Regions from separate parts of the Homo sapiens genome. Here all the other regions are linked to region 3. Evidence: chromatin loops called from intact Hi-C (ENCODE). Cell type or tissue: OCI-LY7. All regions are shown on one strand. Each heading gives the region's core, and the rest is flanking DNA. Links, peaks and the distances in the headings are about the cores only.

What was found. A loop is a pair of places that touch in the nucleus more often than their neighbours do. Peaks named below come from ENCODE experiments on the same cell type or tissue, not always from the same donor. Only the 100,000 strongest peaks of a DNase experiment are listed, where the experiment ranks them.
Region 1: a loop joins it to region 3, with 6 times the contacts of the local background. A loop is called at or near these places in 20 of 110 quality-filtered maps.
Region 2: it touches region 3 in a loop (7-fold over the local background); 16 of 110 quality-filtered maps call a loop at or near these places.

The regions. Positions count from the first base shown.
Region 1 is chr11:118,901,656-118,909,003 of GRCh38, forward strand. It overlaps BCL9L (BCL9 like), which reads right to left. Exons shown (of 10, transcript NM_001378213.1): 4 at 6,615-7,000; 5 at 5,828-5,947; 6 at 1,581-1,797; 7 at 1,335-1,419; 8 at 1-1,253. Among named protein-coding and RNA genes, the nearest start is that of MIR4492, 5.4 kb to the right of the region's middle. RefSeq lists an enhancer at 5,808-5,877. In OCI-LY7, for the core only: CTCF peaks have their summits at 5,537 (motif pointing right) and 5,739; a DNase peak (open chromatin) is centred at 5,546.
Region 2 is chr11:118,867,185-118,874,532 of GRCh38, forward strand. No RefSeq gene overlaps it. Among named protein-coding and RNA genes, the nearest start is that of CXCR5, 13 kb to the right of the region's middle. RefSeq lists silencers at 2,877-2,926, 2,937-3,026 and enhancers at 3,457-3,536, 5,399-5,588. In OCI-LY7, for the core only: CTCF peaks have their summits at 3,519 (motif pointing right) and 3,719; DNase peaks (open chromatin) are centred at 3,087 and 3,737; H3K4me3 peaks cover 1,740 bases; H3K27ac peaks cover 1,813 bases.
Region 3 is chr11:118,685,550-118,692,897 of GRCh38, forward strand. LOC105369519 (a long non-coding RNA gene) reads left to right here and starts at 4,000. Exons shown (of 4, transcript XR_007062909.1): 1 at 4,000-4,086. It also overlaps the pseudogene TREHP1. RefSeq lists enhancers at 2,014-2,529, 2,530-3,044, 4,529-4,648, 6,700-6,959. In OCI-LY7, for the core only: CTCF peaks have their summits at 4,738 (motif pointing left) and 4,949; DNase peaks (open chromatin) are centred at 4,422 and 4,742; H3K4me3 peaks cover 351 bases.

The DNA.
Region 1 (7,348 bases), core at 4,412-6,911, 220 kb after region 3:
CCCAGGGGGCGCTGCATGCCCATCGACCGCTTCTCCAGCAGCTGGTGCCGCAGCAGCTCCTCACGGACCCGGGGAGTCATGAATCGCTCCGCCTCACCCTGCCCACCTGGGTAGGGCATGGTGTTCTGGGCAAAATTGCTGGGTCCCCCCATAGGGGGCAAGTCTTCGGTCCAGCCCATGCCTGGTCTCACGGGCCTCTGCATGGCATTCATGGGCACCTCCATGGGCATACTCTGCATGCCCCCAAACCCAGGTACCCGTTGTATCTGGTTGCCTGGGAAACGGGGCCCAGGAAAGGGAGGTCCGCCCCGGAGCTGCATGGGATCTTGAACATCCATGGGCCCCCGCAGCTGCGCACCCATTCCAGGTGGCCACTGATCCCCAGGCTTGCTGTGGTAAGGAGGCGGGGGCCCCCTCACCATCATGCCCCCCATGCCCATCATGTCCTGCAGAGGACGGCTCCCATGCAGCCCAATCTGTTCCTCTTTCCGCCGTTTCTCTTCGTAGTACTCCTCCTGCAGCTTGCGCCAGGCCACCTGCTCAGGCGTGAGGCTGTCCTGGCCCAGCCTCTGTATCATCATGTTCATCTGCTGCCCCATGTCCCCACCCGGGGGGTGCCCAGGCACTTCATGCTCCAGCGGGGGGCCCCCTAGGCTCTGTGTCTGTGAAATCATGGACTGCAAGGGTTCCTCATATTTCTTCAGCCCGCTGGGAGGGGCCGTGGGTGGCTGCTGGGGGGGAGGGGGGGCTTGTGCTGGTGGGCCCCCCTCACCCGCTCCTCCTGGGGGCCCCTTGAGGAAGGGCTCAGTCTCTCCGCTGCGGAGCAGCAGTCGCTCAATGTCTCGCAGCGTCTGGAGGGACCGTTCCCGATGCTCCAGCTGCTCTTTGGACAAGCCCTCTGAGCCCACCAGGCTGCGCTGCCCATTTCCAGGGGCGGCTGCCTCCCCCAGCAGGGCAGGGCCGGGGGCACTGCTGGGGTCTCCTCCAGGAGGCAGAGGGTTGTTGGCGGTGGTAGCCGTCGGGGTGTTAGGGTGGGTGCCCCCAGTCCCACCACCTGTGCTGGCAGCTCCCACCGAGTTGGGGGCCAGGTCCTGACTGCTGTCCTCAGGAGGCCCCTCTGGGGGCAGAGCAGGCGGGGCACTGCCAGGGGCCGGGGGTGGCGGCGGCGGCAGTGGAGGTGGCTGGGACTGCGGGGTGCCTGCTGACGGCGTGCTCAGGGGTAGCGGTTCTGGGGTGGGGGGCACTTTAGGGGCCTGCAGAAGGACAAAGAGAGCATGAGACAGGTAAGGGGACGTTCCACCCAGTCCTGCTGCTCACAGAGGCGCCACGCTCACCTGGTCAAGCTTGGCCCGGGGCACGTTCTGCTGGTGGTAGGCGAGGATGGAGTCGGCCCGGCCCTGCAGCACTGCCTCTGCAGCCCTGCACAGAGTGGGGGCACCGACAGCTCAGAGAGGTGAGCAGGAGGGAGCCCCACCCTCACCCACCCCACCCTGCCCCTGCACGGGGCTCCCTCGGAACCCCAGGCTGAGAGGTGCTGGGCAGAGAGAGAGAGAGACTTGGCCTGCCCACCAGGCACTTACGTGTTGGCCAGGTGGGTGGTGAAGACATATACGAACTGCGAGGGAGGCTTTCCGGGGACGCCCCCGCCCCCGCCCCCGCCCCCAGGGGCATCAGGCCGAAGGCCAGGAGGAGGGCCGTGCGGGGCGCCTGGCACGCTGCTCTCGCTGAGGGGCAGTTGGGTGGTTTGGCCGGGACCCAGCTGTGGGGCCGCCATGGCTGGGTCTGCTACATTACAATCTGCAGGAGAGAGGACAGGGAAAGGGGCTAAGTGGTCTAGATACAAGAAGGACCAGCTGATGCCCCCTCCCACTGATGCTCACAGCCTTACAGCTCGTGCCCACAGGGACATTTGATGTCAGTATCTGGTGTTCTCACCAGGCTGGTTTCCACGATGGCAAGAGTGGTGACCATGTGGAGAGCAGGGACAGAGAAAATGTGTCCTCTCCACAGGCTCCCATGGGCCTGGCATTCTGCTGGGGACTTAACAGGTGTGATTTCATCTCATCAACACACCCTGGGAGGAACGTGTCACACACTCCACTTAACAAAGGAGGAAATAAGTTCCTCACCCACAGTTACACAGCCAGTTAGTGCAGAGCCAGAACTGAACCCAGGGCCGGGACTCTGAAGCTCCGCTCTGAGCTGCTGCCCCTCTCACTGGGTAAGTGTATGTGCACACAGTCTAGTGACCCAGTTAGGGAGAAGGCAGAGAGGGTACACAAGCTGATGATCCAAATGATGGATGGTTTTTCACTCTAGCCCCACCACTAACTGACTTTGTGATTTTATGAACCAGACATCCCTCTAAGCCTCGGTTTCTTCATCTATAAAATGTAAAATACTAACCTCCTCCTTGCACAGGGGGCAGGCCAAAGAAATATATTTTTTAACAGTAAGTTTAAATCAATGTCACAGACTAAAAAAATCCATTTGAAAAACAGAGAGCCGGGAGCGGTGTCTCACGCCTGTAATCCCAGCAGTTTGGGCGGTAGAGGCGGGCGGATCACCTGAGGTCATGAGTTCAAGACCAGCCTGGCCAACATGGTGAAACCCCGTCTCTACTAAAAATACAAAAATTAACTGGGCATGGTGGCGCATGGCTGTAATCCCGCTACTCAGGAGGCTGAGACATGAGAATTGCTTGAACTTAGGAGGTGGAAGTTGCAGTGAGCCGAGATCACACCATTGCACTCTAGCCAGGGCGACAGAGCGAGACTGTCTCAAAAAAATAAATAAATAAATAAAAATAAGAAAGAAAAAACAGTTAGAAAAAGCTGACATACTGGAAACACTCTCAAGACAGACCAGCTGCCCTCAGCACCAAGGGAAGTTTTGTTCCATGGTTAGACACTTGACTGTAAGTCTTAGCGTAGAAAAAAATCTACAACGGGTCTAGGTGAGTGGGTAGACCCATTCGCATGCCAAGAAAAGCAAGTCACAGTTCCTGGCCCGCAGACAGTAAGTACCAGCATTCTCAGTTAATGGGAGACAGATTGCCTGAAGTTGTCTCCATCCAGCCAGGGCAGTGACCACCTTCCCATGGGCCCAGTGTCAGGCTGCCCTCTTTGGAAAAAGTTTCTTCTGCACCTTCTTCTCTGATGGACCCACCCCAAAACGGCCCTGCTCTGGACCCTATCTATCCAATTTTACATAGAAGAGCAGAGCCAGAAATTTGCGGGGGAGCTTGAGAGCTGACCTCAATGTGTGAAGGCTGCTGAGTAGCTCTTGGATACGAGCTATGGGGAGACAGGCAGGGCTTAGTCCAACAAGGAACTTTCTAGTACAATAACAATGATAAAAGCTAACATGTTACATGTATAACCTCATTTACTCCTCATACCAACCCTATGAGATAAATAATACTTTTACAGATGAGGAAACTGAGGCCCTTTCCCAAATTTACAGAAATAACCTGGGTTGCAAACGAAGGCAGCCTGATGGCAGAACTAGTCCTGTCAATGTCTACGTTCTATCGCCCCTCCAGTAAGAACTCTTCAAGAATCTAAGGGCAGGCCGGGCACGGTGGCTTATGCCTGTAATCCTAACACTTTGGGAGGCCGAGGCGGGCGGATCACTTGAGGGCAGGAGTTCAAGACCAGCCTGGCCATAATGGTGAAACTCCATCTCTACTAAAAATACAAAAATTAGCCAGGCGTGGTGACGCATGCCTGTAATCCCAGCTACTTGGGAGGCTGAAGCAGGAGAATTACTTGAACCCAGGAGGTGGAGGTTGCAGTGAGCCGAGATTGTGCCACTGCACTCCAGCCTGGGCAACAGAGTGAGTGAGACTCTGTCTCAAAAAAAAAAAAAAAAAAAAAGAATCAGGCCGGGTGGCTCACGCCTGTAATCCCAGCACTTTGGGGGGCTGAGGCAGGTGTATCACCTGAGGTCAGGAGTTCAGGACCGGTCTGGCCAACATGCTAAAACTCCACCTCTGCTAAAAATACAAAAATTAGCCAGGCGTGGTGGCAGGTGCCTGTAATCCCAGCTACTCGGGAGGCTGAGGCAGGAAAATCGCTTGAACTCAGGAGGCAGAGGTTGCAGTAAGCCGAGTTCGTGCCATTGCACTCCAGCCTGGGCAACAAGAGTGAAACTCCGATTCAAAAATAAATAAATAAATAAATAAATAAAAGAATCTAAGGGTAGTACGACTAAAATAGTCGCCTTGAGTATGGGATGTTAGCAATTTCTACTTTGTATTTCCCTATGTTTGCCAGGCACAGTGGCTCACTCCTGTAATTCCAGCACTTTGGGAGGCCAAGGCATGAGGATCGCTTGAGACCAGGAGTTCAAGATCAGCCTGGGCAACATGGCAAGACTGTCTCTACAAAAATTAGCCAGGTGTGATACATGCCTGAGCCCCAGCTACTTGGGAGTCTGAGATGGGAGGATCACTTGAGCTCAGGAGTTTGAGGTTGCAGTGAGCTGTGATCACACCACTGCACTCCAGCCTGGGTGTCAGAGAGAGACCCTGTCTCTAAACAATAAATAAATAAAACTCACAAAGTTTCTACAATGGTGCAGTCTGATGTGACATAAGTGAACTGGAGGTGGTGGCTATGGGGGGAGGTGTCTGGTCTGGGAAGCAGTAAAGGCTTCTATCATCAAAGGGTTCAGCCAGAGGCTTGGCGACCACCAGGTTAGTCCCACGGGGGAGAGAGAACTGATACAGGATGGTCTGTGAGGTTCCAGCTAGCTGTAGAGGTTTGGTATTTGACCCTCTACACCCCTGTCACAGACATAGTCTGCTCACTCCATAACATTTGCTGACTCTCTCTCCTCCTCTGTAATTGGCATCATGATAACACTGACCTCACAGGGCTGTTGTAAGGATTAAATAAAACAGAGTAGCAAAGTAGCCAATGTACTCTTTTCTTTCTTCTTTCTATGGTCCCTGCCTTCAAGGAGTTCACAATTTAATAGTCTCTGGCTAGTTTCTTTTTCTTCTTTCTTTACTTCTTTCCTTTCTTTCTCTCTCTCTCTCTTTTTAGAGATGGGGTCTCCCTATGTTGGCCAGGCTGTTCTTGAACTCCTGGGCTCAAGCAATTCTCCGGTTTCAGCTCCCCAAATTCTGGGGATTACAGGTGACAGCCACCACACCCAGCCTCTCTGGCTAGTTTCTTATGTCTCTCTCCTCAAAAAGATGTAAACGTAAACTTTGAGGGAAAAAAAATATGTACAAGCTTCCCAGGGGCAGGGGTTACATCTGGCTCTCCCCCATCACTCATGGAAGGACAAGATATAGGCGAATCCATAAAAGAATCAGAGGAGGAGTGGGCATCCCTCCACACCCACTTCTTGTCCTGGTGACACACCCTGGGTACTTGCCAGGAGTCAATTAGAGGTTAGGGAAGGGCACTAGAGACACGGCCAAGTGGCAACTCACACCCAGGCTTAGCAGGGCTTTGCACAGCAGAGCCAACTGCCCGGCTCCCAGTGTCCCTGGACGCTTCACCGCCCTCCCTCCACTAACCAGTAGGTGGCAGCATAGGCCAGGAATTCACAGGTAGAGGTGCAGGTGACGTGACCAAGAAGGAGGCCACTCCACTCTGCCCCACCTAGGGTCCCTAGGGAGAGGGGGTCACTGAGCACCTGGAAGGCAGAGGCGAGGCAGTTGCAGTGTAGGGAGGGACAGAGTCTGAGAGGTAGGATGGGAGAGAAAAATCCAGGACTCCCAGTCCTCACTTCTTTCCCAGGCTCAGTCCTCTCAAGTCCATCCCCCAGGAACATCACGGGCTACAGCACCCTGGCATCGACAGGCACTCACTGTGGGTGGCCCCAATGGGCTTGTCGTCCTCCTCACTGTCCGGTCCAGAGCACCATTCGTCCCCACTGTACGGCTGCTTCCGCTCCAGCACACAGCGCCGCTTACTCCGCGGCGCCACCTCTGCCCAGGCAGGACGGAGGAAAGAGTGAGTGCCTAGAGGCCCCATTATTCTCCCACACCCAGGGTCCCTCCCAGATCCATTCTCTAAGATGCCCCACCCTAGAGGGCACTGCCCAGGCCATGGTGGGCACTTCGCCAGCCCGTGGCCCCCACCACGCCACCATTTGTTTCTGATTTCTCTCTATAGCCCCATGCCTGTCTCCCCTCCCCCCCAACACCAAGTACAGCATAATCCCCAACCACAACTGGTTCTAATTAGGGCTGGAGGGGAGGGGGAGCTGCTGCTACTCTTCCAGGCCCCAGTGCCTGCTCCCAAAGGGCTCCCACCAGCCGGGATACGGAGGCTCCTGGAAGTGTGTGGGTCTGGGGTCTGCTCCTCACTCCATGGCACCTCCCTCTCCCCTTCTGGAGCTCTGGTGGGAAAGCAGGAGGGGAAGGAGTCCAGAAGTCCGACCACTCTGTGTGGCCCCTCCATGGGTGGCATCATGGCCAACCCCAATCCCGAATGATCTGGTTGGTGGGTGTTGAAAGGTACCCATGCAGAAATACTGGAGAAGAACGTGGGATGAGGACTGGACAAGCAGGGAGCAGAGAGGTGATCTCCCAGAACATCTGAGCCTTGGACTATGGGAGATGCTAGGGTCTTAGGGATGAGGAAATGGGGTACCTTTGGCCTCTGAATCCAGGGATGGGGTCCCAGCCTCTCGCTGCTCTCCAGAGTCCACAGACACACTCCGGTCCCTCTTCACCTTGCCCTTGAGCGAGCTGAAAGGGGGCACCCCTGCCTGGGGGTTCTTCAGACTTGAGTTGCTAGGCGAGATCTGGTTGGCCTTGGCCCCATGGTTCCCCGCCCCCACGCCCTTCGAGCCCACGTTGCAGGTGGGTCCTTGGTTCACATTCTGGTGCTGAGATTGGGCCCCGCCATTCCCTGTCTTGCCATGATTGGTCAATTTATTTTCTGGGTGCATTGGCTTGGCTGGGGCAGGGGGGCAATGACCGCGGGGGGACAGCGGCGGGCTCCCTGGAGCTTCTCTCCTCCTGGGGTGGGGTAACCTGGGAGGAGGTGGGAGAAATGTGAAAAGTTAACCTTGCTAGGGGCTAGGCATGCCTGCAACTTAATTACCCCATCCTGCCTCCCCTAACAATGGGGGAGGGTGGGGGGAAGGGGTGGTATCTCAAGACCACCACCAGCTATTCTCTACCTCCCTCCATGGCTTCCTCAGACAAGGGCTGAAGCCCTCATCCACCTTGGGGAGTGGAGATGGGGAAACCCTCCACCCCCTAGCCTCCACAATTTGAATGGAAACCAGGGCCTAGAGTTGGCAGAATTCACCCACCTCAGCCCCAAAACACCCATCAGCCTGCAAGCTTCTGTGGCAACCCTGTCCTCTGTATCAGACT
Region 2 (7,348 bases), core at 2,537-5,036, 180 kb after region 3:
CTTTAGTAAAAACGGGAGACTGGAGAAAAAAAAATATGTTTCAGTAACTGTGGTACACCTGTTACTAGATTCTAGTCTTATCAGTTGTTTTTGAGCTTGTTTTCTGCAATTTAGACTCACCTGCTTATTGCTGTGAACCAATCAGTGATCTCTGACTGCAGCTCAGATGAAACAAGAGGGATGAGTAATGTAAAAATCCGGATCAATATTCTAATTCTAGGCACATATTGGAATCAGCTAGCAACCCACATCCACTTGGTTTCCAACAATTGCCCAGTTCATGGAAAGCCCAGGCTGCAGGGCAATGGCACGATCTCGGCTTACCGCAACCTCCGTCTCCCAGGTTTAAGTGATTCTCCTCCCTCAACCTCCCAAGTAGCTGGGATAGCAGGCATGCGCCACCAGGCCCAGCTAATTTTGTATTTTTAGTAGAGACGGGGTTTCTCCATGTTGGTAGGGCTGGTCTCAAACTCCCGACCTCAGGTGATCCGCCCGCCTTGGCCTCCCAAAGTGCTGGGGTTACAGGTGTGAGCCACCACGCCCAGCTGGAAAGCCTTCTTATTTAGTTTACTTGGGATAATTTTGTAGGAGGATCACTTGAGCTCAGGAGTTCAAGGCTGCACTGAGCTATGATCATGCCACTGCACTCCAGCCTGGGTGACAGAGTGAGACCCTGTCTCAAAAAAAAAAAAAACTATATATCTACATATATATATATAATAAAGAAAAAAGATGATGGACAAAGTTATATTAGTTCCCATCACAACATTATGACTGATTTTCCCCACTATTTTCCAATTATATGTAATGTTGATTCTAAAATAAAATAAAATGTTAACTTACTGAAATATGAATAATATATCCTTCATATAAAAAGAAAGCAGGCTGGGCACAGTGGCTCACGCCTATAATCCTAGCACTTTGGGAGGCCAAGGTGGGTGGATCACTTGAGGTCAGGAGTTCAAGACTAGCCTGGCAAACATGGTGAAACCCCATCTCTACTTAAAAATACATAAAATTAGCTGGGCGTGGTGGCGTAAGCCTGTAATCCCAACTACTTGGGAGGCTGAGGCAGGAGAATTGCTTGAACCTGGTAGGCGGAGGTTGCAGTGAGCTGAGATCGTACCACTGCACTCCAGCCTGGGTGACAGAGAGAGATTCCATCTCAAAAAAAGAAAGAAAAAGAAAGCAAAACTGGCCAGGTGTGGTGGCTCATGCCTGTAATCCCAGCAGTTTGGGAGACCAAGGCAGGCAGATCATGAGGTCAAGAGATTGAGACCATCCTGGCCAACATGGTGAAACCCTGTCTTTACTAAAAAAAAAAAAAAAAAAAAAAAAAATTAGCTGGGCATGGTGACACGCATTTGTAGACCTACCTACTCTGGAGGCTGAGGAGGAGAATCCCTTAAACCTGGGAGGCAGAGGTCACAGTGAGCCGAGATCTCGCCACTGGACTCTAGCCTGGTGACAGAGCAAAACTTGTCTCAAAAAAAAAAAAAAAAAGAAAGAAAGCAAAACTATACATTTTCCTTTTTTTACAATTTTTTTTCATGCTTCACTCTGTCACAATCAGGGCTCACTGCAGTCTTGAACACCTGGGCTCAAGCAATTGTCCCACCTCAGCCTCACAAGTAGCTGGCTGGGACTACAGGTGTGCGTCACTATGCCCAGCTAATTTGTTTGTTTGGTTTCTTTTTTTAGTAGAGACCGGTCTTCCTATGTTGCCCAAGCTGGTCTCAAATTCCTGGGCTCAAGTAATCCTCCTGCCTTGTCTTGCTAAAGTGCTGGGATTATAGAAGTGAGCCACCACACCTGGCCAACTTTATCTTTTGTATAGTGCATAGAACAGTCCCCACCAAAGGGCTTCTACTGCAAAGTCATTTACAAAAACAATGGGTAAATATTATTTTTTAATTTAGGCCAGGCGAGGTGGTTCACACCTGTATTCCCAGCACTTTAGGAGGCCGAGGCGGGCCGATCACCTGAGATCGGGAGTTTGAGACCAGCCTGACCAACATGGAGAAACCCCATCTCTACTAAAAATACAAAATTAGTTGGGTGTAGTGGCACATGCCTGTAATCCCAGCTACTGGGGAGGCTGAGGCAGGAGAATCGCTTGAACTGGGGAGGCGGAGGCTGCAGTGAGCCGAGATCGTGCCATTGCACTCCAGCCTGGGCAACAAGAGCGAAACTCTATCTCAAAAAAAAAAATAATAATAACAATTATTAAATTTAAAAATATTTTAACTTAAAAATATTATGTAATTAGATTTTTTTTTAATGCTGGAAGAAGCTTTCATTAACAGTTACAAGCCAGGCACAGTGGCTCATGCCTGTAATCCCAGCACTTTGGGAGGCCGAGTCGGGTGGATCACTTGATGTCAGGAGTTTGAGACCAGCCTGACCAACATGGTGAAACCCTGTATCTACTAAAAATACAAAAAAATTAGCCAGGCATGGTGGCGGGCACCTGTAATCCCAGCTACCTGCGAGGCCGACGCAAAAGAATTGCTTGAACCGGGATGGCGCCACTGCACTCCAGCTTGGGCAACAGAGTGAGACTCTGTCTCAAAAAAAAAAAAAATTGGTTACAGATTACACCTTGTTTTCTTTAAAGCCTTTAAAGAAAGTGTAATCTGTAACTATTAATAAAAGCTTCCCAAACAACGAAACTGTTTACTTTCCCGCGCAGGCTCAGGTTGCCTCCAGCTAAACACAAATGTGGGGGCTGGAGAAAGGCCTGGAGAGCTCCCAGCGCCCTCTGAGACATGGCTCCAGGTCACACAGCCCAAAGCCTTGGCCTGTTTTGTACGTGGACGGGGCAAAGAGAACACCCTCGCCGCTTCTCTCTGCCTTTAGCAGGGCTGTAGGAAACCCCCACCAGAGACCTCCAGCTTGGAGAGGAAAGAGTGGAACAGCCCTCTGGAAGCAAGTTACCCACAGGTTTAGTTTGCCTGGAGAGAAACAGGCCGGAGAGAGACTGCGGCCTCCCTAGGGTCTTCTGACGGCAAATTCCTCCAGCTCAGTGGCTGCTGGGCAGCAGCACAGCCGGTTTCTCTCAAGGGCACACCCCACACACCGCGTCACTGTGCACTAGCCTCAGATGACAGACAAGCCTTTCACAAGACTTTTGTGGCACTGTTCATTTCTGAGACCTTCTCTATGATGAGCTCAAACTGCTTACCTCAGAGAAGAAACTGCGTGCACAGAAAGCTGCTGAGGCCAGCTTGGGGCCCCTTCTTTCCTGTCCCTGGGCACTTCCCTGGCTGCTCTCTTTCCCCACTGCCCAGCCCAAGGAGTCCCCTCTGCAGCTGACCCGGGTTCAGCCTCCAGAACAGCGAGTTCCACAGCCCTGAAGCCTGGCCATCGTCCCTTTTCTGGACACTGGACTGGTTCATAGGGCTCAGTGCCCTGCGGCTTTCTCCTCCCCACCACAGGCCTGGGAGGGGCAAGAAGCACCAGTTTGTTTTCTGGGTCAGCCTGCAGCAAAGAGCGACTGCCCTCACCGACAAGCTGAGCCTCTCTCCCAGCAGCACCCCCACAGTAGCCAGCAGGGGACCCTGGAGGATCGTGGAGCTGGATCACCACCCAGAAGACATGAATTCCTCTTGTCCAGAGGCAGAACAACAGCAACAGCAGCCACTTATGCTCCTGTAGTTTCCAGAGCACCTTGCTTAATCGGAAGTAGGATGTTACACTCCAGAGACTACTGATTTACATATCACACATGTGCTCATCCATCCATTCACCAAACCTCTGTTGACTGCTCGCGCTGCCCTGCGTTCCTGGCACTGTGCAGGGTTATAATCTAGTAGGAAAGACCTGACAAGGTCACAGATGTCAGTACTGAAAGGAAGAGTAGGGTAGATGGCCACCCCACCCCCACCCCAACCTCAAAAAAGAGACTAAAAAATTACTGTCACTTGTGTAATTCATCAACAAACTTTACTGAGCACCTAATAGGCACTGAGTGTTTTCGTGTATTGATCACGCATTGATCCTCACAATAACCTTTGAGATGGGTTGTGCCATTTACACAGGGCGAAGAAGAGAGACTGGCCACTGTCACACAGCTACTGATATCCAAGCTGAGATCCAAAGCTCCTCTGCTTCTCCTGATGAGAATGAGCACCACAGGCAGGCCACAGAAAAACACCCAGGAGAGCCAAACTCAGACCCACCCCAGATTTCCCACCCCACCCTCCACTGGCTCCAACCTCACTCCCTCTTCATTCATTCAGCCAGTCTGTCAAACACAGTTATTGTACTCCTGTGGGGTGCAAAGCTCTTGAGGAAAGGGGAGGAAGGAAGAATCATAAATGGCTTTGTCACCCAAAGGCTGTGATATGGGCTTAGTGCGGAAATTAGAGTATCACTTATCAGCGTTGGGGCTGCCAGGGTTCAAAAAATACAGGTTAAGGGTGCCCGATCTCACCTTTGCGTTGTGGGTGGCCGGGGCGCAACGGTTTAACCTTGAATTTAGCAGGAGTCTCTTTGTACGAGAAAAGGGGCACCTGAGAATGGGCCCTTGAGGAGTAATTTAGGCTTTTCGGTCAATCCAGAGGAATATTATGGGAAAGGGCCGCGCCCGAATTCCCAGGAACTGGAGAAATCTTTAAGCAGAGGGGGTGGAGGGCACCAAAAAGAGGGAACGCTACTGGGGTTCAACTGGCTGGAGGACAGTGCACCCCCAATGGGGGAACCAAGAAATAAATTTGGGAAAAAACAGTAGACAATCTATAAAATTTTTTTTTTTTTTTTTTGAGACGGAGTCTCGCTCTGTCACCCAGGCTGGAGTGCAGTGGCGCGATCTCGGCTCACTGCAATCTCTGCCTCCTGGGTTCAAGCAATTCTCCTGCCTCAGCCTCCTGAGTAGCTGGGACTACAGGCATGCACCACCATGCCTGGCTAATTATTGTATTTTTAGTAGAGACGGGGGTTTCACCATGTTGGCCAGGCTGGTCTCGATCTCTTGACCTCGTGATCCGCCCACCTCGGCCTCCCAAAGTGCTGGGATTACAAGCATGAGCCACCGCGCCCGGCTGACATTCTATAAATATTTATATCTGGGAAACAAAAGCGGGGAATTGGGGCCAGGTTACAGAGGACATAAACTGTGGCACCAGGGTTGGCACTTGCTTCTCTGTTCACAAGAGCCGTTGGCGGGATTTCCCATTGTCCCCCTTGGGTAGGTAAGGCCAGGTGGCTGCTCCATCTCTGCCACCTCCAGCGCCGGTCCCACTGTGTCAGCAGCCCTGTCCCCTACTGCTGTGTCATCAATTACTCTCAGGTGCCTGGCCCCCACCCAGTGGCCCCCACCTTGCAGCCCCGAAGGCTTCCTTCCTGGGGCAGCAGGGCCGAGTCATTTGGAAACCTCTCTCGGAGGAGCTCCGTGATCAAGGTGCAGATGCGGCAGGTGGGCCGGCCTCAATCATGTCTCCAATTGCGACGGTGAATGCGGTGAGGAGTTTCGTTGGCCCATCACCTCTGCCTTGGGCCTGGCTCACTTTCACTGCTGAGTTAGTTCCACGGCCGCCTTTGATGATGCCGCTTCAGCATCTTTTTTCTTCGGCGTTTCCTGCTCCTTTGTTTTCAAGGTCACTCTGTCCTGCCTGCCCCACTCTGGGCCACCCAAGGCCAAGCCTCTAAGCTCCGCGTTGCTGACCACAGTTCTTCACACTAGCCTCACTGCGAGGCTCCGTCCAGACTGAACATGGGGAAGATGAACCTTTCACCATTTGATGTCTTGAGCTTCTCCTCTAGAACAAGCAGGCTAGCTGCCCTGCTCAGGGCCGGCTCATCTCTTTCTCCCTGGAGGACAGAGCTCTGGGCCCTGAGTCAGAACTAGCTGGGGTTCCTCACTAACTGGGTAGACTTATATGATGCATGAGACCTATAGACTCTTACTTAGTTTTCTCAGAAATAACATAGGCCAAGAACGCCTGCTTGCCTGTCTCCACAGGCTGGGATGAGGCCCTTATGAGACCAAGAATGGGAGAGGGCTTCATAAACTGTAAATTAATCTGGGAGCATTACAGTCATGGTTATTAGTTTACAGAGATTGAGTTCACGTTGTTATTTGCTCTCTTAGCACCCTGTTCTTTTTCTTCATAGCACTTTCACATTTTCTAATGATATTATAAGTTATTATTATTACTAAGCACGTAGTTTATGGGTCTAATGCCTCCCTCCTCACCAGGGTATAAGCTACCGCAGAGTGGAAGCCATGCTTCATTTTGTTTCTCATCACTCTGCCAGCACCTGGTTCAGAGCCTGTAATGTTGTGGGGGTTTAAGGAATACTAACGATAAACTGGTGAGTTATTTGAGGACCCACGACCATCCTCGCAAGAGACTTTTGTTAGGCCAGTCTGTCTTGTCCACTGCTGAAGCCTGGCATTTGGTAAGCCATTCATACCTGTTTTTTGGAAGTTGAGATGAATACACCTTAGCCGGGTGTGGTGTCTCACACCTGTTATCCCAGCACTTTGGGAGGCCGAGGACGATGGATCACCTGAGGTCAGGAGTTCGAGACTAGCCTGGCCAACATGGTGAAACCCCATCTCCACTAAAAAAAAATACAAAAATTAGCCAGGCATGTTAGCCCACCTGTAGTCCCAGCTACTCGGGAGACTGAGGCAGGGGAATCGCTTGAACCCAGGAGGCAGAGGTTACAGTGAGCCAAGATCTTGCCACTGCACTCTAACCTGGGTGAGGAGAGCGAGACTCCATCAAAAAAAAAAAAGAGAAAGAAAGAAAGGAAGAGAAAGAAAGAAAGAGAAAGAAAGAAAAGAAAGAAAGAGAAAGGAAAAGAAAGAAAGAAAAGGAAAGAAAGAAGAAAGAAAGAAAGAAAAAAGAAAAGAAAAGAAAGGAATGAAAACACCTTAAACACCACCAGCTTCATCGTGAAGTTCTGTTGCTGAAGTCCCTGCCATGTGTCTCAGTTGCCCCCTCTGCCATCCAAATGCCCAGACAGGCTCTCTGGGCCTCTCAGTATCCACCCTCATTGCCTTCTCCCACATCTTCCTCTGCTCCAGTCCAGACAAACTGCTCACCATCCCTTCCCCAAGATGTGCATTTACCGCCTGCGGACCTCCTTCCCTCAAAGTCCTGCCTGAAGTTCCTTCCTTTTTGACCTCCCTTTAAAAAGCATGAGTGGGCCTGACGCAGAGGTGCATGCCTGACATCCCCGTGCTTTAGGAGGCTGAGGAAGGAAGTTTAAGGCCAGGAGTTCGAGACCAGCCTGGGCAACATAGCAAGACCTTATCTCTACAAAAAAAAATTAAAAATTAGCCTGGCATGGTACACACTTATAGTCCCAGCTGCTCAGGAGGCTGAGGTGGAAGGAT
Region 3 (7,348 bases), core at 3,221-5,720:
GTTCTGTTACTCGCTCTGTCGCTTCAAGTGGTATTTTCTGCCTTTTAGTAAGACTTCTAGTTTTTTCTTGAAACCAAACCAGTACTGGGTAAAAGAAACCCAGTGTGGAGGTGTCTACTCTGGTAAGTTGTGACTCTCTGGATCTGCCTGTCTGTCTCCAGTTTTGGAGGCAGCTCTGTGACCTTAATTTGCTCTGTGACCTTAATTCTCTGACAGATCTAAGAAGAGTTGCGGGTGTTGTTTATTCAGCTTTTTACTGTTGTTAAGATGGAGTGACAGTTGCCACACTCCTTACACCCTAAGCCAGAAACAAGAAACCCCCATTTAGTTCTTTTTTTTTTTTTTTAATTTGAGAGTCTCACTCTGTCGCCCAGGCTGGAGTGCAATGGCACAATCTCGGCTCACTGCAACCTCTGCCTCCTGGATTCAAGCAATTCTCCTGCCTCAGCCTCCCCAGTAGCTGGGATTACAGGCATGCCCCACCACGCCCAGCTAATTTTTGTATTTTTAGTACAGACAGGGTTTCACCATGTTGGCCAGGCTGGTCTCGAACTCCTGACTTCAGGTGGTCCTCCCACTTTGGCCTCCCAAAGTGCTGGGATTACAGGCATGAGCCACCGTGCCTGGCCGGTTCTCTTTGTATTTTCTTTTTCTTTTATTTTCTAGAGACAGAGTTTTCCTCTGTCACCCATGCAGGAGTGCAGTGGCTCAATGACAGCTCCTTGCAACCTTGAACTCCTGGGCTCAAACAATCCTTCCACCTCATCCTCCCAAATAGCTGGGACTACAGGCATGTGCCATAATGCCTGGCTAATTTTAAAAATTACAGCTCACTATGTTGCCCAGGCTGGCCCTGAAATCCTGTCCTCAAGTGATCCTCTTGCCTTGGCCTCTCGAAGCACTGGGATTACAGGTGTGAGCCATCACACCCAGCCCTTTTTTAATTTTTATTTTTTTATTATTATGATTTTTGAGACAGGATCTTGCTCTGTTGCCCAGGCTGGAATGCAGTGGCACAATCACAGCTCACTGCAGCCTCCACCTCCTGGGCTTAAGCAATCTCACCTCAGCGTCCTGAGTAGCTGGGACTACAGGTGTGCACCACCACACCTGGCTAATTTTTTATTTTTGTAGAGATGGGGTCTCACTATGTTGCCTTGGCTGGTTTTGAACTCCTGGGCTCAAGTGATTTGCCTGCCTCAGCCTACCAAATGTTGGGACCACCGGGGTGAGCCACTATACCCCCTGGCCCTTTTTAATACTTTCCATCTGTTTATTGATACCCTTTCTTTAGTATATAGTGGTCACTTTTTTTTTCTGAGATGGAGTCTCGCTCTGTTGCCCAGGCTGGAGTGCAGCAGTGCAATATTGGGTCGCTGCAACCTCCACCTCCTGGGTTCAAGCGATTCTCCTGCCTCAGCCTCCCGAGTAGCTGGGATTACAGGCGCCCGCCACCACACCCAGCTAATTTTTGTATTTTTAGTAGAAGACAGGGTTTCATTATGTTGGCCAGGCTGGTCTCGAACTCCTGACCTCAGGTGATCCACCCATCTCAGCCTCCCAAAGTGCTGGGATTACAGGTGTGAGCCACCGTGCCCAGCCTAGTGGTCACTCCTATAAGACAATTTCTCTTGCCTGGTTGTGTGTGTGTGTGTCATACTTTTCTGTTTTTTTGTGTGTGTCTCGTAATTTTTTGTAGGAAAACAAACATTTTAGATAACATATTGTAGCAATGCTGGGTACTGGCTGCCTCACCACACTCTACCCAGAGCGTGCTATTGTTCATTTGTGTATTTGGGGAGCAACTGGCTGAATTATGGTCCTGGTCTATTTCCCACCCTCTGTGTTAAGCCCATGAGGTTGCTCCTCGGGGAGACACAGCTTTGGGGATGGCTACAGCCACTCTGGGGTGACAGTGGTCTTGGCAGGGCTCCCTTCCTCTCTTTCCCTGAGCACATCCAGCAGTTAAACTCCACTAATTGCCAGCTGATTTTACAATTGTTTTAATGATGCCCTGGGGGATAAATAGATCAGAGACAATCCATTCAAATTCAGACTCCTTTGAAGGAATAATATCAGGGGCAGAAATAAATTATACATATTTCTTCGGGCCCCACCTCCCCTGCTCTCCTTCCCAGCATTGAGCCCTTGGTTGCCTGGGCCCAGGCTGGGGTTTTCAGTATTTGTAAAGCCTTCAGACTAAGGAAGTGAGTGGAAGGCTGGAGGTGTGGGGCTTGGCGCTGGGGCACTTGGGGTAGGAGGGATAGGTCTTCCCCCCAGAGCAGGATTTCCACCCTATTGAAGGTTCCAGGAGGGAGCTAGGCCCCTACCCATGCCCTCCAGGTCATGACCCTGCCCCCCACCTCACTCTGATCAGAGGACAGGCTGGGAGGTAGGAGGGCATGAAGAGGCAGGGGAAGACAGGAACTGGTGCAGAGGTTTAATGGGACAGGAGCTGGGGCCAGGTGAGGAGGGGAGGGCTGTCACTGTGGCAGAAGGCTGAGCAGGAGGCTGGGAAAAAGGGTGGCCGCCAGACAGTGGGGCTCCAAGAAAGCCAGCTGGGCCCCTAAGGTCAGCCGGTCACCACAGCAGTCCAGTAGCATCAGGACCACGCCATTCATCCAGCCAAAGCCCTCCTGGGAGAGGCAGGGCAGTGGGGCCAGGTTTCTGGGGAAGCCCCAAACCCTTGGTGGTGTGTCCGGAATTGGTGGGTTCTTGGTCTCACTGACTTCAAGAATGAAGCCACGGACCCTCACGGTGAGTGTTACAGTTCTTAAAGCAGCACGTCTGGAGTTGTTCGTTCCTCCCGGTGGGCTCGTGGTTTCGCTGGCTTCAGGAGTGAAGCTGCAGATCTTCGTGGTGAGTGTTACAGCTCATAAAAGCAGTGTGGACACAAAAAGTGAGCAGTAGCAAGATTTATTGCAAAGAGCAAAAGAACAAAGCTTCCACAGTGTGGAAGAGGACGTCAGCAGATTGCCGCTGGTGGTTCGGGCAGCCTGCTTTTATTCTCTTATCTGGCCCCACCCACATCCTGCTGATTGGTAGAGCCCAGTGGTCTGTTTTGACAGGGCGCTGATTGGTGCATTTATAATCCCTGCGCTAGATACAAAGGTTCTCCACTTCCCCATCAGATTAGTTAGATACAGAGTATGGACAGGAAGGTTCTCAAAGGCCCCACCAGAGCAGCTAGATACAGAGTGTCGATTGGTGCACTCACAAACCCTGAGCTAAACACAGGGTGCTGATTGGTGTGTTTACAAACCTTGAGCTAGATACAGAGTGCCGATTGGTGTATTTACAATCCCTGAGCTAGACATAAAGGTTCCCCACGTCTCCACCAGACCCAGGAGTCCAGCTGGCTTCACCCAGTGGATTCCGCACCCCGGCTGCAGGTAGAGTTGCCTGCCAGTCCCGTGCCGTGCGCTCGCACTCCTCAGCCCTTGGGTGGTCGATGGGACTGGGCACCGTGGAGCGGGGGCAGTGCTCCTTGGGGAGGCTCGGGCTGCACAGGAGCCCAGGGAGGCGGGGGAAGGCTCAGGCATGGCGGGCTGCAGTCCCGAGGCCTGCCCTGGGGGAAGGCAGCTAAGACCCGGTGACAAATCGAGCGTAGCGCCAGTGGGCCTGCACTGCTGGGGGACCCAGTACACCCTCCGCAGCCGCTGGCCCGGGTGCTAAGTCCTTCATTGCCCGGGGCCAGCAGGGCCGGTCGGCTGCTCCTAGTGCGGGCCCGCCAAGCCCACGCCAACCCGGAACTCCACCTGGCCCGCAAGCGCCGCGCGCAGCCCCGGTTCCCGCTCTCGCCTCTCCCTCCACATCTCTCTGCAAGCTGAAGGAGTGGGCTCCTGCCTTGGCCAGCCCAGAAAGGGGCTCGCACAGTGCAGCGGTGGGCTGAAGGGCTCCTCAAGTGCCGCCAAAGTGGGAGTCCAGGCAGAGGAGGCGCCAAAAGCGAGCAAGGGCTGTGAGGACTGCCAGCACGCTGTCACCTCTCAGTGGGGGCTGTGGGCTCTCTTCCCAGGGGCACTGGCCCTGCCTAACCCTAGCGGTACAGGGAGCACCAGTCAGCTCCTCCTCCAGGCCCACATGCAGGTGAGCACACTGAGGCCTGGGGCGGGGATCGTGGGCAGCAGAGCCCAGGAGTTTCCTGTAGGGTGATGGCCAGCCCACCCCTGGCCTGCTCACCTGAACTTCATACTCCCCTCCGCCACCGGGCTCTCCACCGTTGCTAATGTCATACTGGGAATAAGAGGGCGGGCCGTAGGTCAGGCACTGCCCCCACCCCACCCACCCCCAGCCACAGGGACAACAAACAACGGGATCCTTGTCGGGAGAAGCCGCTCTGCCTCCCAGCAGCCCCTGCAGTGCCCAGGAGTGCCCACTGGGCGCCGCCACCATCCCAGCTGCGCTTGCCCTGAGCCCTGCCAAGCCTGACCCTCCCGCCTCACCACGGGGACGCCCTGGGGGTACGGGGAGGGCTCAGGCCAGCTCATCTTCTCATACATGGCTGACTTGCTGGTAGACATCAAAGTTGGTTCGGATCCAATTCTGGGGCATATTGGTAGATCAGGATCTGGCTGCCCTAGAAGGTTCCAGACATTCCCGTGACTGTGGGTGGGGCTGGACTGGGAGCCAGGACGCTGGGCCCGGCGGGAAGCCAGATGTCCCTTTCCTGGCCCTTCTCTTCTCGGCTCACAGCTGCCCCCCGGTGGCTCCGCGGGACCTGCCGGCTGGGACAAGGGGCACAGCCGGAGGAAGCGGCCTCCCCTGCAGGTCCTGCTCAGGGTCGGGAGGGGGCAGTGCTGCCTGCAGTGGGCCAGAGCCACCTTCTGTGCCCTCACCTCCAGGTATTTCAGAGCCTTGTCCGCCACGCCAGGGTCAGAGAAACACCCGTTCCAGAGTGGAGTGAGGTTGGATGGGTAAAACTCCCGGTTCTCCTTGTTCTCAAGGTCGTAGTCGAACCAGGCACTGGTCTGCTCATCCCACAGGACTGTGTTCAGGGCGGCCAAGCGCTGCGCCGGCAGGATTCTGTACTTTGTGGCCTGGGAGTCGTTCCCTGGGGCAGTGCTGCCTTTGGGCCCTACAGGAGCCCTCTAGAAAGAACTTCTGAGGTCAGACGGGCAGCATCTACTCTAACGCCTCACCTCCTCCAGGAAGTCTCCCCACCCTCCCCAGGAAACCCCAGCCTGTCCTGTCTCCTCTGGGCTGCCTGCACTGTCTCTGGCACCACTGGGTAGATGTTCACTGCCTGCTGGGCTCTCCTTCCCTGAGCTCCTGGGCCAGGCCTCCGTCTCAGGAGGAATCAGGGCTACTGCTTGCTCAGCCCCGTCCTGAGCTACTTTGCTCATCCACATCCCCTCATCTGGGGAAAGGGTTTGGGGTTTTATCCCGTCCCTAGTCCTACCACTGGAGCCCAAGCCCAGACCCTCTTGCTTGGAGCCCCGCTTTCCCTGGACCTGTTCCCACTCTGCCCCAGTCACACAGGCCTTCTTCCCAATCCCTGAACAGTGCCTCAGGGCCTCTGCACGGCCCTTTCCGTGCCTGGACTGTCCTCTCCCAGATCAGCTCAGCAATGGTTCCTGCCACAATTCTGCTCACACATCACCTCCTCAGAGACACCTTCCCTCCCCATCCTCTCTAACACACCCTCCGCTCACCCACACCAGCGGGCCCTAACTTCTCTCTACTTCAAACCGTGCTTCTGTTACTGTTTTGCTTCTATTATTATTATTATTATTGGAGACAGAGTTTCTCTCTTGTTGCCCAGACTGGAGTGCAATGGCGCGATCTTGGCTCACTGCAACCTCCACATCCCAAGTTCAAGCGACTCTCCTGCCTCAGCCTCCCGAGTAGCTGGGATTACAGGCGTGCGCCACCATGCCCGGCTAATTTTGTATTTTTCATAGAGATGGGGTTTCACCATGTTGGCCAGGCTGGTCTCGAACTCCTGACCTCAGATGATAGCTCCCACCTTGGCCTCCCAAAGTGCTGGGATTACAGGCATGAGCCACCGTGCCCAGCTGTTTTTCTTCTATTATTATTGTTCTTGCAGGAGCTGGTAAAGTGGCTGATGTGGCCACAGCTCCATAAATCCATGTGGAACGAAGGGTGGACATCGCCTGAGTCCAGGAGACAGGACAGGGTCACTCATCTCTGTCCCTGGTGATGGAAACTCAGGCTCAGGAAAGAGCCTTGACCTGCCCTGGGTCACAGAGAGAATATTAGGGTCAGGGCTTGAGCCCGGGTGCTGTGGTCAGGCCCTTAGGCCGCCTCTCACACCCAGACTAGGAAGCTGGAGCAGAAAGTTTGCTAGAACAATCCTGAGAAGAGGCCTGCACAGTTCAAGGGGCAGCTTGGAGGAGGAGAGGGAGGGAGGACCGGCTCTGGCCAGTGGGCTCTTGGACCTCAGGCCAGGCTCTGGCAGCTGCATCTGGTATCAGGCCTGCAGGTCCAGTGCCTATTATGGGGCCTATTATGACTGCACAAGGGGCCTCAAGTTCATTCAGGCCAAGCCTCTCATTCTGCAGAGAACCACACAGTGGTTGCCGGGATTTGCCCAAGGCTGGTGGGTTGGTCATGAGGGCAGGCCCGAACTCATCTCTATTTTCTTGCATTCCGGCTCTCCTGATGTTCCAGGCCCATCTCTGAGTCATCCTTGGACAGGAGAGATCCCAGAGGGTAAACAGGACATGAGCCTGCAGTGAGGGGAGACAGAGGAGGAGAGAACTCCCTGAAACAAGAGGAGAGGAGGAGCTGGTGGGGAGGACACAGGTAGGGCAGCGGGCAGACCACCAAGGGGCAGGCTTGCTGTTTCGCAGCCTGACCCCCAGCCTGTGTGCCTCATTGCCGCCTCCTCCTCCCAGAGCAGGGCCTACGCCTCAACCAGAGCTTGGAGCAAGACAAGGAAGGCTCCATTTCTCTCCTCCTACTCCTCTACTCAAACCACAGCCATCTGTACATCAGAAACTTTTTTTTTTTTTTTTTTAGCCCTCAGCTGCCTGATGCCCATGGTTGGGGTTTGGGCTGAGTCACCGAGGGCTGCCTGCACACACCAGGGAGGGCTCCTGAGCACCCACTCTCAGGCTTTGCACGTTTCCGAAATTCTGCACACGACAGCAATTTTTGCAGCAAGGGTGTGGAGGGTGCCTGTGGGCCAGTCACCAGCCTGCTGCAGCTGTCCGTGGTTGCCTCTGTCTGCCAGGGCTGCACGACCTCTGGTTTTCACCTCAACCACTGCGGCTTCCTCTCTCCCCGTGGGAACAGGGCATGGGGTGAGGGAGCTACCATGCCCAGACAACTAGGCATCTCCCTGCCAGGCCAGGAGTTCCACTGCCACAGCCCAATACCAGCAAAT